Regions from separate parts of the Homo sapiens genome. Here region 1 is linked to region 2. The links are chromatin loops, found by intact Hi-C in ENCODE. Cell type or tissue: MCF 10A. All regions are shown on one strand. Each heading gives the region's core, and the rest is flanking DNA. Links, peaks and the distances in the headings are about the cores only.

Region 1 (5,392 bases), core at 218-5,217, 410 kb before region 2:
TCTTCTCCTCCTCCCTCTGCAGCTGTGCTGACCATGCATCTCAGAAAACCCAGATCCCAAGATATTTCTGTCACTCACCTGAGACCTCCATGGACCAGGATCCCATCCTGGCTGAGCTTCAGAATCGCATTGGGTGAGGGGTGAGATGCCATGCAAAGAAGACTTTGAATTTTATAAGCAAGAGACCCACATGATCAGAATTGCATCAGGACTTTTAAAAAAGAATAGAAAGAAGGGGTATGAATTTGAGCAACAAGAATTTGGGAGTGTGATAATGGTTTTATTTGGCGTTTAACAGTCAGGCACATAGAAATCAACATATATATCCAATCATTGTGACTGGGATTAACATTCGGGTCCATGGTTATGTGGGATAAATAAGGGATTCAGAGAGGAAGAGAGAGAAGACAGAAACAACGTCTTTCCATGAAACAAGAAAAGAACCATTTTTTAACTTAAATTACCTAGCAGGGTTTAAAATACCACACATAGAATAATCTCACAACGGTCACTGGGTTAGAAATGCCATTTTTCCCATTAATTGGAGAACTGTAGCTTGGAGTCAGAAGATTTGGGCCCAAGTCTTGCTTTTATCTCTTCCTAGCTGTGAAACATTAGGCAAAGTACCTTGCCTCTCTGAGCCCAGAACACATGGCCTCTCTGCAATCATAACGAGTACTCTGCCAGCTTACCAGAGTAATTTAAATAATTTACTGAGAAAGGAAGGATATATCACGGTGCTCTGTAAAATAGAGACGCACAGATGTAAGGTGCTATTAATATAAAACTATATTTATTAACATGATTCTGGCTAAATTCACTTTTTCTCTTTTAAAAAATAGTTGAATGTCCAAACACTCTGCTTTTTCTGCACAGTGCCTCCACAGGCTTCATTTTTATTTGTGAAACCAGGTGGTTTTTGCCAATGAGTCCATGAAATGTCGTATTTATCATGATACCAAGAAAGGAAAAAAAGATTGGCACACAAGAAATGTGCTAAGGCTTGAGTCACACAGGCTTGAGCTCACATCCCAGGTCAGCAACTTAAAAGCTGCATGGCCTTGAGTATTTTACTTAAACTCTCCGTGTGCCTGTTATCTTAAAAGGAAAGGAAGAGAATGATACTCTTTGCTTTATTTTTGAGATTGTATACTATGTAAGCAAAACTGGGACAAAGAGTGTGGAATTGACCAAACTCCATTTAGATACAAATATCAGAAACCAAATTCAAGCTGGTTGAAGGGAATTTGTTGCCTCTGGTAACATTATTTTTCATATATAAACACATTTTCGTCTACATCTATTTTTATCTGTAGGTAGATAGGTGAAAGAGAAGTAAATACAAAGATGGAAAGAGAGGTAAATATATAGATAGTTAATAAATAAGTAAGTAGTTAGAAAGAAAGGTAGATGTAAAGATAGATCAATTGATCAATGGAACATATCTTGGATCCTATGCCCATTGCTGTGACCAAGAAGAGGTCTGTGCTGTGAGGGTCCCACTCAGTCATAAAGATTATGGGAAGAGCCAATTCTCCCAAAGAGGAAAAAGTATTGGACAGACAAAAACAATCCAAATCCACTACATTTCATCACAAGGCAACCTAGCACCCAGGTATTGCCATTTTGCTTTATACTCTTTTAAAGTTATTATCTTGCCTGATACAGACAACTACAACACGCTCCCCTCCTTTCCAAAGGGAGACCACGCAAAGGTATGTCTGCATACTTCATCTTGCTCAGAGTCCAAGCTCTCTGGGTGGTATGCATTCTTCTTTGTTAGGGCCAAATACAGAAGCCTCTACTCTGGTGATCTGGGATAACTACAAATAAAATCTCTCCTTGGAAAAGTTCCCCTTTTCCCAAGATCATCAGAGCACAGGGCAGCACTGTATGAGAGAGCTTTCAAAGGCTTACTTCTGGGGCCTGAAGAGGCGGTTCTTCATCAGCCAATTGCTTGCACCTGGATCACAGGGACGCCCACACTTAACCACCTTGTTCGGTGAACACACCTGATTCTGAGAAGGGTGACCAGAATCATTCCCCTTTGTGGGGGCTGAATCTATTAGCACTCACCTTCATTTAGTTAAGTCACCAGGACTGGATGATGGCTTTAGAAATGGAGGAGTCACAAGTCCTGGTCTGCCAGGCTAGGACTTTCTCTCGAAACACACTGCCTTCATAGACAGTCGCTCTGCTGGAATTCTGAAATCTTGTCATAAATTAGTTAATAAAGTCATTGCTTTAAGCCTCACGTAAGTTATTTGAAACCTAGTCGTGCCCCATCACCTTTGGCCTAGTTCAACGTTGCCCTCTAGTGGCTGAGTGTGACACCTCCCGGTTGTTCCTCATCTCACCAACCCCAAATCCAAGGCATCCTACAGCTGCTATTCATGATAAAACCCAATGGTCAATGTAAGAGTCATGTGACTCTTTGCACGTGTTTTCTTTAAGTTAGCCAATCCACACCTGCCAGGAAAAGGCCTACAAGACATCCACGGACCTTAATAAAGGCCTAGTCCCACAGGTCTCCTCTCTCCTGAGCGCCTCACCCCTGGTCGCACTCCCTGCTGCTTTCGGACATTCCGTGGGCCTCCTCAACCTCTCTGGGATTTGTAAGTAATACATTTCTTCTGCTTCATGCATTTTGGTTTTCCTGCCTCGTCGTATCTCACTTGAGTAACACACCAAAACCTAACTTTCTCCCTTCACTTAGGACTTTTCTTGAGAGTGACTGTATCAGCTATGGCCACTCTCAACAAAGAGATCTCAGGACCAGGTTAGAAAGAAATCATAACCACACAAAGTCTGTATGCTCTGATAACTAACACCAAAACTCGTGTTGAATTGTTTGACTTGTATAAGAAGCCCGTCTTTGCTCATTTGTCTCAGCAATAGAATAGATGTTCTGCCCATTCCAATAGCCTTAGGCTTACTGACTTCTTTCTTGGCTTGGCTTAGAGCAGTTTAAAATGTTATGTTTGCAGAGGTGAGGCAGGGCTGGTTGGCCCCTCACCCTTTCTTTGCTCTCTCTCCTCTCCCTGGCTGTATCCAGAGGACGGCACAGTATGGTCAGGGAATACCTACTAGCAGATAACATTGGGTAAATACGTGAAAATCAGGCTTCCCCAGATGGATTTGTAGTGTGTCATCTTGGTGTAGGGTAAATGCACCTGATAGCAATAACTTAAGCATACCCTTAGAACGACCCTGTTTGGCAGACGCACCTGAGTGTGTGTTTTAAGATAGGGAATCCAAAAATAGCAAACTCAGAACTTCATCGTCTGTCTATGAGGAACATCTGAGCCCCTGACCCATTCTGTGGAACATGGGCAGTACAGAGGTTTGAGGGCCCTGAGTGTTGTGTTAAATGAAGGTTGCCAGTGGAGGTCATTAGGGGAAGGGTGTTAAGTTAAAAATGCTCTACAAGATGCATGCTGCTTGCAAGTGGTTACAGTTTTCCTGCCCAGCCTGGGCCATGCAAATATGTTATCCAGCCCAATGCCACTGGGCCATTTCTGTGCATAAGGCGGTTCTTCTGACCAGTCCACCGCCACAGGACCCTCTCCCCTGTATGTAAGCTCCTAATAAAACCCCATGTCTCATTTGCTGGCTCTGGGTCTCCTCATAGGTCTCTTAAAACTGGTGCCTTCTCTGTTGTGGTTAATAGGAGTTCAGCACAACACTTGGCTAGGCTGAACATATTTCTTAGAATTCTACGACTTACATGTTTCCACTTAAGATGAACCTATTTATTGAGAAGTAGTTATAGATAGGTAGATAGACACATTGAGCTCAAATGGTTACTAAACCAGCAAGCCATAGGGAGAATCAGTAGAAACCAAGGATTATATGGTTGTTGTCTATAAACGAAGATGGTTTATCTAATGCTTTGGCCAGTAACTGGCTTCAAGATCTATGTATTAAGTTGATATTAACTATATAGTTATATGTAATGGTTTTATATATATATAGTTATCCATATAGTTATATAACTATATAGTTATCTATATATCTATGTATATCTATATAACTAGTTATATCTATATGTAGTTATATAACTATATGGTTATATCTATAATTATAGTTATATCTATATATAATGGATCTATATATCTATTGATAACTAACTTATAACTATATATCATATAGATATAACCATATATTATATTTATATGTATTTATAGCTATTTTATAGATATACACACATACATATAACTATGAGATATCTATCTATCTTTATCTTAGTGGTTCTACTTCCAATTGAACTTTGGTTCACTCTTCTGTTTTCTCTATTTGACCATCTTTAACTCTGGGTGGAAGTGTTGAGTTTTGAAATTTCACACAGTGCTAGATTATTTGACCCTCATTTATCTTGTTGCTGTTTGTGAAAGAATGAGCTTCAGTTGTAATTCAGGATCCAGTACCCCTTCTTCTCTCAGAGAAGCTGGCAGGTATGATTCCTCCATGCACCTGGAGAAGGTAGCCATTGTTAGCCATAGTTGTATTTCCTTCCAGATTATCTGCTTCTTTGAATTCTACCATTCCAGTATGTTAGTACCAAGGCAACAATATCTGAATTTGGGTACAAGTGATTATTCTCAACAAGTAAGATGAGAAACTCGCAGTTAAGAGCTTTCCACCATTTCTGCTAGTGGTGATAATATGTGAGTAATGAGAAACTCTAGTTACTCCAGTAGATTTGTCCTTTTACCATCAGCACTCCCACCATAAGTAGTTTTTGATGCTCAACTCAACCAAGTTCACAACCATATTGAGTAGATTTATTGCTGACCACTGAACAGACCACTTTGTAATGAGTTGGCTTTTGATCCTCTCTCTGACCAGTTGGAACATGATTGGTCTTATTAGGTGTGTAAACCAGCCCAATTTAGTGTTGAGACAAGATATTCAACTGGTTGTTTTGACAGTTTTGTTTTCTACTGTACCAGCCATGTTCTCAAATCCCTATTATGTCTGCTGCTTGAGGTATTTATAGTTAATGATATTGAGCTCAAATGGCTACTAAACCAGCAAGCTATAGTGGGAATCAGTAGAAATCCAGGATTATATGATTGTTGTCTATAAATAAAGATGGTTTATCTCATACTTTGGCCAGTAACTGGCTTCAAGACCAGTATTAAGTTAAACTGCATAAAACTGACACTTTTGTAAGTAAAAAAATAATATATTGGCAATCTAATATGTTAACCTAATAGAAAGTCCTTTAACCCAGGGTCTACCATTTGAATATTTTTATAAGGAGATACAAGAAGAAAACAACCAAAAAAAAAAAAACCTCAGAATGTCTTTAGATAAAATAATTATGTGTCACAAAAGCCTCTTTACGATCAGACAGGTAATTTAGGGTGGATACAGAAAAAACAAAACC
Region 2 (5,392 bases), core at 330-5,329:
CCCCCATTATTCAATCACCTCCCACAACAAGTGGGAATTATGGGAGCTAAAATTCAAGATGAGATTTGGGTGGGGACACAGCCAAACCATATCAGTGTGCTCAAAGTAATAACATTTCTTCAGGAACTAGCCAGGAACTTTGAAAAGCAACAGATTTTCTTCACTCTACAGCTGCATGACTATGTGCAAAGTACAAAATGGAAAATCATGAAACCCCAAAGAAGAACTTGACGTCAGGGCAGATCTGAATTCAAATCCCTGCTCTTCCCCCTGGATTCATCATGTCTTTTTCCAGCCTTCCTTTTCTCATCTGTAGAATGGATGTGCTAATGTACTCACTTTTTAGAGTTGTGAGATAATTAAGCACTTAACATAATACATGTTAAGTGTATTAATATGTGTGTGGCACATAGTGAAAGTCCAATGTATGTTCGTTTTTTGTCAATTTTTAGTTCATAATTTGGAAATTAGCCATGACAATGATATTTCTGGTTGTTTTAAGGCATGAAATAAACATGTAAAATATCTTTTTGGGCTATTGCATTGATATTGGTCACAAGATGGATTGATGTAGATCACAAGACCAAACTGGGTTAAAAAAAAAATCTAATATGAGCCTGCTTTTTGTTTGTAAGTATATGGAAGAAATAGTGCCCAGAATAAAATCGGAACAAGGTGGAGGAAGGATTCATTCACACAAAACATTGCAACATTATTTAAAGTGAATCTCGGAGGCAGTGGGTTTTTTTTTTTATTTTAGTATTTTTGTGTGGGTGTGAGACGGGGTATCGCTCTGTTGCCCAGGCTGGAGTGCAGTGGCACTATCTTGGCTCACTGCAACCTCCACCTCCTGGGTTCAAGCAATTCTCCTGCCTCAGCCTCCCGAGTAGTTGGGATAACAGGCACGTCCCACCACACCAGCTAATTTTTGTATTTTTAGTAGAGACGGGGTTTCACTATGTTGGCCAGGCTGGTCTCGAACTCCTGACCTCAGGGGATGCGCCCACCTCAACCTCCCAAAGTCCTACTGAAAGGCGAAGACAGCTGGACCTCCTGGATCCAGTGGGGACTTGGGGAACTTTTCTGTCTTACAAGAGGTTTATAAATTCACCAATCAGTGCTCTGCAAAAATGCACCAACCAGCACTCTGTAGCTAGCTAGAGGTTTGTAAAATGGACCAATTGGCACTTTGTAAAATGGACCAATCAGCGCTCTGTAAAATGGACCAATCAGCAGGACATGGGGGGAGGACAAATAAGGGAATAAAAGCTGGCCACCCCAACCAGCAGCGGCAACGTGGTAGGGTCCTCTTCCTTGCTGGGGAAGCTTTATTCTTTCACTCTTCATAATAAATCTTACTGCTGCTCACTCTTTGGGTCCCTGCCACGTTGAAGAGCTGTAACACTCACCAGCAAGGTTCGCGGTTTCATTCTTGAAGTCAGTAAGACCACGAACCTACTGGAAGGAACCAAATCCGGACACACTGGGATTACAGGCATGGAGGAACCAACTCCGGACACAACGGGATTACAGGCGTGAGCCACGCCAGGACGAGGCAGTGGTTCTTACACTGTAGTATGCGTTGACTAAATAAATGGTCTCTTAAAATACAGATTGCTACCCTGCCCCCCCCCCCGCCCCCCAGCCACCACTCCCAAACTCCCCAGCCATTTCTGCATTTATGGTTTTGGGTGAGTCCTAAAAATTTGCCTTTACCATAAAAGGTTGATATGGCTGGCCTTGGGACCACATTTTGTAAATCACTGCAATGGCAGTAATTCTAAGCCTTGGTTGCGTCTTGAAAGCTGGAGAACTTTCAAAGATGCTCATGCCTGGGCTACATCCACAGAAGTTCTGGTTTCATTGGTCTGGGGTGGGGTCTGTTTATGAGGAGTTTCAAGAGCTTTCCGGGTGACCTAAATGTGTACAAGTTAAAGATAACTTACCTAGGATATATCAGAAGTAGTGTATTTTAGAAAAGAGCCATTCGATTATGAATTTAATAAATATGAATTGAGTACCTACCATCATTCCAGCCCTGTGCTATGTAATGGGAAAACAGATATAAATAAGAACGAAAGAGGAAGATTGCCACATTGATAGCTGCTAGAGTGACAGCCTGCCAATGAGCTTGTGCACAGAAGGCTGCTAAGATGGTTGGGATGTATGTGGAAGGCTGTGAAGTTCAAGTGAGAGAAGGTTTCACTAAGGAACTTGAACTGAGTTTTGAGGGATGAGTGAGCATGATGTTTTATGAGCAGAGAATAGGGGAAGGACATTTCAGAGAGAAGGCAGCCATAAGTGAAGGCCCGGAGTTGGGAATGGACACAGTATGTGTTCACGGGCTGCAGCCTGGTGTAGTGGTGCAGAACAGGGTAGGAGAAACAGGCTAAGATAGATTTCCATGCTTAGACTTATCCTATGGGATTTGACGGGGTATTTGAGGGTTTTAGGAGGAAAGTGATAGAAATAGATTTCATCAAGTACATCAAGAGGTAGGAAGATCTACCTGAGAAACATTCTCCAGATAAATGGGCACATAGAATAATCAGGACACCAGCTTCCCCCCGCCTTTAGCTAATCCGTCAACGTCTGATTAGAAGTGCAAGGAAAAGGGGGACGCATTTCTTTTCACTGCAAGTAGAGCTGTTTCAGACTTTGGGAATCTTGGGAGAAAAAGAGTAAATGCGGAGAGAGAAGACATCAGAGAGGAGAAGAAGGAGAAGGAAAGCGCAACAGAAATGACACTGTGATTCAAATCAGTTCAGAAACAGCAAATACAAATAAAAGAAGTGAAAAAAATTTCTCCAACTGCCCCTGATCCTCTGAAACCCTTTCCCAGTGAGGCCAAAGGCCACATACAGTAGCCTGCACTGCCCCCTGCAGGTAGAATACAGAAACGGCAATGATTGAATCTGGATTTTATTCTCAGCTTCGGAGAAAGCAGAGGTAACAAGAATGTGCCTTGTGTATCATCAATCTGCCCTCCAGCTAGGCCTGCGTATTACTTCTTTACTGTTTACGTTTAAGCCTAGTTTTTTTAATTACCATTTTTTTGTTTACATGTAAGCCTAGTTTTCTACTTACCATTTTTGTTGTTTACATTTAAGCCTAGTTTTTAATTACCATTTTTGTTGTTTACATTTAAGCCTAGTTTTTTAATTACCATTTTTTCACGGCTCTTTAAAAACACTTTTTTCCTCACATTTTACATCTGAAATTAGAATGTGTCTTGGAATCAGTTTAATTGACAAGTTTTTTTGTCTTTTCTTTATGATACATGACAGAGCATCTCACAACTGATGGCATCTTAGATTTGGCAATATTTATTTTGCATATGTCAAAGGTATGGCCTGGTGGAAGAGGAATGATGTTTTTGAGTAAGATACATCTGCTGTCACCTTGACTCTGATATCCCTTCTTACCTAAATTTTGGCTCTCCATTACTTACCAGCAATTTGATTTTCAGCAAGTTAATTATCTCTCTGAGTCTTGATTTCTTCGTCTTTAATGCTACTTACAAGATTTTGTACGAGTTAAATGAAATTCCATCTAAAGTCCTTGAACAGGCCTCACCTAGCCCATTAAAGTACCCAATAAATGACAGTTATTTCCAAATTTAAGTCTCAAAAAACAGATAGCTGTCCTGCTACTAACTGAGCGAAAAGCATTCAGACAAAACTACCCGCTCTTCATCCGAACCTGCTGTTGTATCCCAAATGCAATCTGTGTGGATTAATCCTTGGAATTTATGAGAGCTACTGCTGAGAGGCTTGCTTTATGTTGATCACAAAAGGCATGAGGGTTCAGATGAAGTCTGTGGGGGCATTTATTTTAAATGCACCTATTTGGATGCTTAAAGTCTTAAGCAGAACCCAGCTATCTTTGCCCACTATAATTCAAAGCCTCCTGTCTCCAAACGGTGTTAATTTTTTTTCCTGTGCCCTTAAAACTCTCCAGCTTGGTTTCTGCTTTATTCTGATAAACCTGGAAGTGCAGGGCCAAGCCTTTTAAGTAAAACTGCTTTTCCGGTATTTAAGGCGGTTGAACATAAATGAAATAGAAAATGACAATGATAACAGGTAATGCTATCGCTGCCTGCTGGATGCTGTTTGTAGCTCTCCCTAGCAATCACAGGATAAAATAAAGCCCATGTTGAAGGGCAGTTTCTCTAATTGCTGCCAAGGGATATGAGCAGCGTGGACTTGAAGCCTCTGTTAGCTCTGCAGGGGGCAGCTCTCAGGAGCACCTGGATGAAAATGGGGCTTATAAAGATGTTCCGAAGCAAGCTTTCATGTTTGCCAAGTGGCTGCCCCTTGAACTCCCTAATATTCCTTTTTTTTCCTTAAGTGATATGAAATCATACAGTTCAAGTTCTTAGCGTGAGTCCCAAGGAGAGAGAAGGAGCAATAGAAAGAGGAGGAAATCAAAGCTTTTCGTGGTGGCTGCTGCACGCTTTCTTGGTAGCATCATTGCATTTCTGAGGTTTATGGTGAGACAAGGAGCTGAAGGGGCACAGAAGGAGGTCTTCACATGCTTGTTCTGCCCAGGCCCTGCCCCTCTATGCCAATCTGCTTCAATTGCTGGGCATTCAAGCATTTTACACGACAACAACTCTGTTAAGTAGGTATTCAGTTTATTTTATACATAGGGGTTCCAGATAGATTAAGAAGCTTACTAGTATGTGATAAAGTAATGGTTTTAATCCAGGTTGATGTGACAACATTGCCTGTGTTTTTTCCCATGAAACAGTATAGCCTCCCAACGTTCCTTCACCCCAAGCAGAAACTACACCTGAATTCACATTCATCTACTCTGACAGATCTTGCACATGTAGTATTATGTCTATACTACGCATGTATTGGATATGTGAACATCTGCTTATTTATTTATGCTTCAAAACAGCCTGATGAGATAAAAACCATTGGGATCATTTATAAATGAGAAATAATAGGCCTCATTTATAAATGAGAAATCACAGGGCTTATATATAATATGTGTGTATATATACATGTACATATATACATACATATATATACATGTATATATACATATATATACATGTACATATATACATACATATATATACATGTATATATACATATATACATACATATATACATATATATACATGTATATATACACATATATATACATGTATATATACATATATACATACATATATACATATATACATACATATATACATACATATATACACATACATATATATATATCCGTGGGTTTAGCTCTCTGAATGTTTTCGTCACCGTTATAACAACTATAAAACTGGTTAAAGCACTCCATGAGCTTTTAATCTAACAGGTCTCCAGGGTCTTGTGTTATTCAGGCTCTGTTATCTTTCTGTTATGATAATGAAAGAATAGAAACA

The links. Hi-C counts contacts between places; a loop is a spot of excess contacts. Peaks named below come from ENCODE experiments on the same cell type or tissue, not always from the same donor. Only the 100,000 strongest peaks of a DNase experiment are listed, where the experiment ranks them.
Region 1: it touches region 2 in a loop (12-fold over the local background); 8 of 110 quality-filtered maps call a loop at or near these places.

What each region holds. Positions count from the first base shown.
Region 1 is chr15:94,574,050-94,579,441 of GRCh38, reverse strand. No RefSeq gene overlaps it. Among named protein-coding and RNA genes, the nearest start is that of LINC02852, 13 kb to the left of the region's middle. RefSeq lists an enhancer at 2,329-2,408. In MCF 10A, for the core only: a CTCF peak has its summit at 2,293 (motif pointing left); a DNase peak (open chromatin) is centred at 2,311.
Region 2 is chr15:94,161,898-94,167,289 of GRCh38, reverse strand. No RefSeq gene overlaps it. Among named protein-coding and RNA genes, the nearest start is that of LINC01581, 57 kb to the right of the region's middle. In MCF 10A, for the core only: a CTCF peak has its summit at 2,881 (motif pointing left); a DNase peak (open chromatin) is centred at 2,879.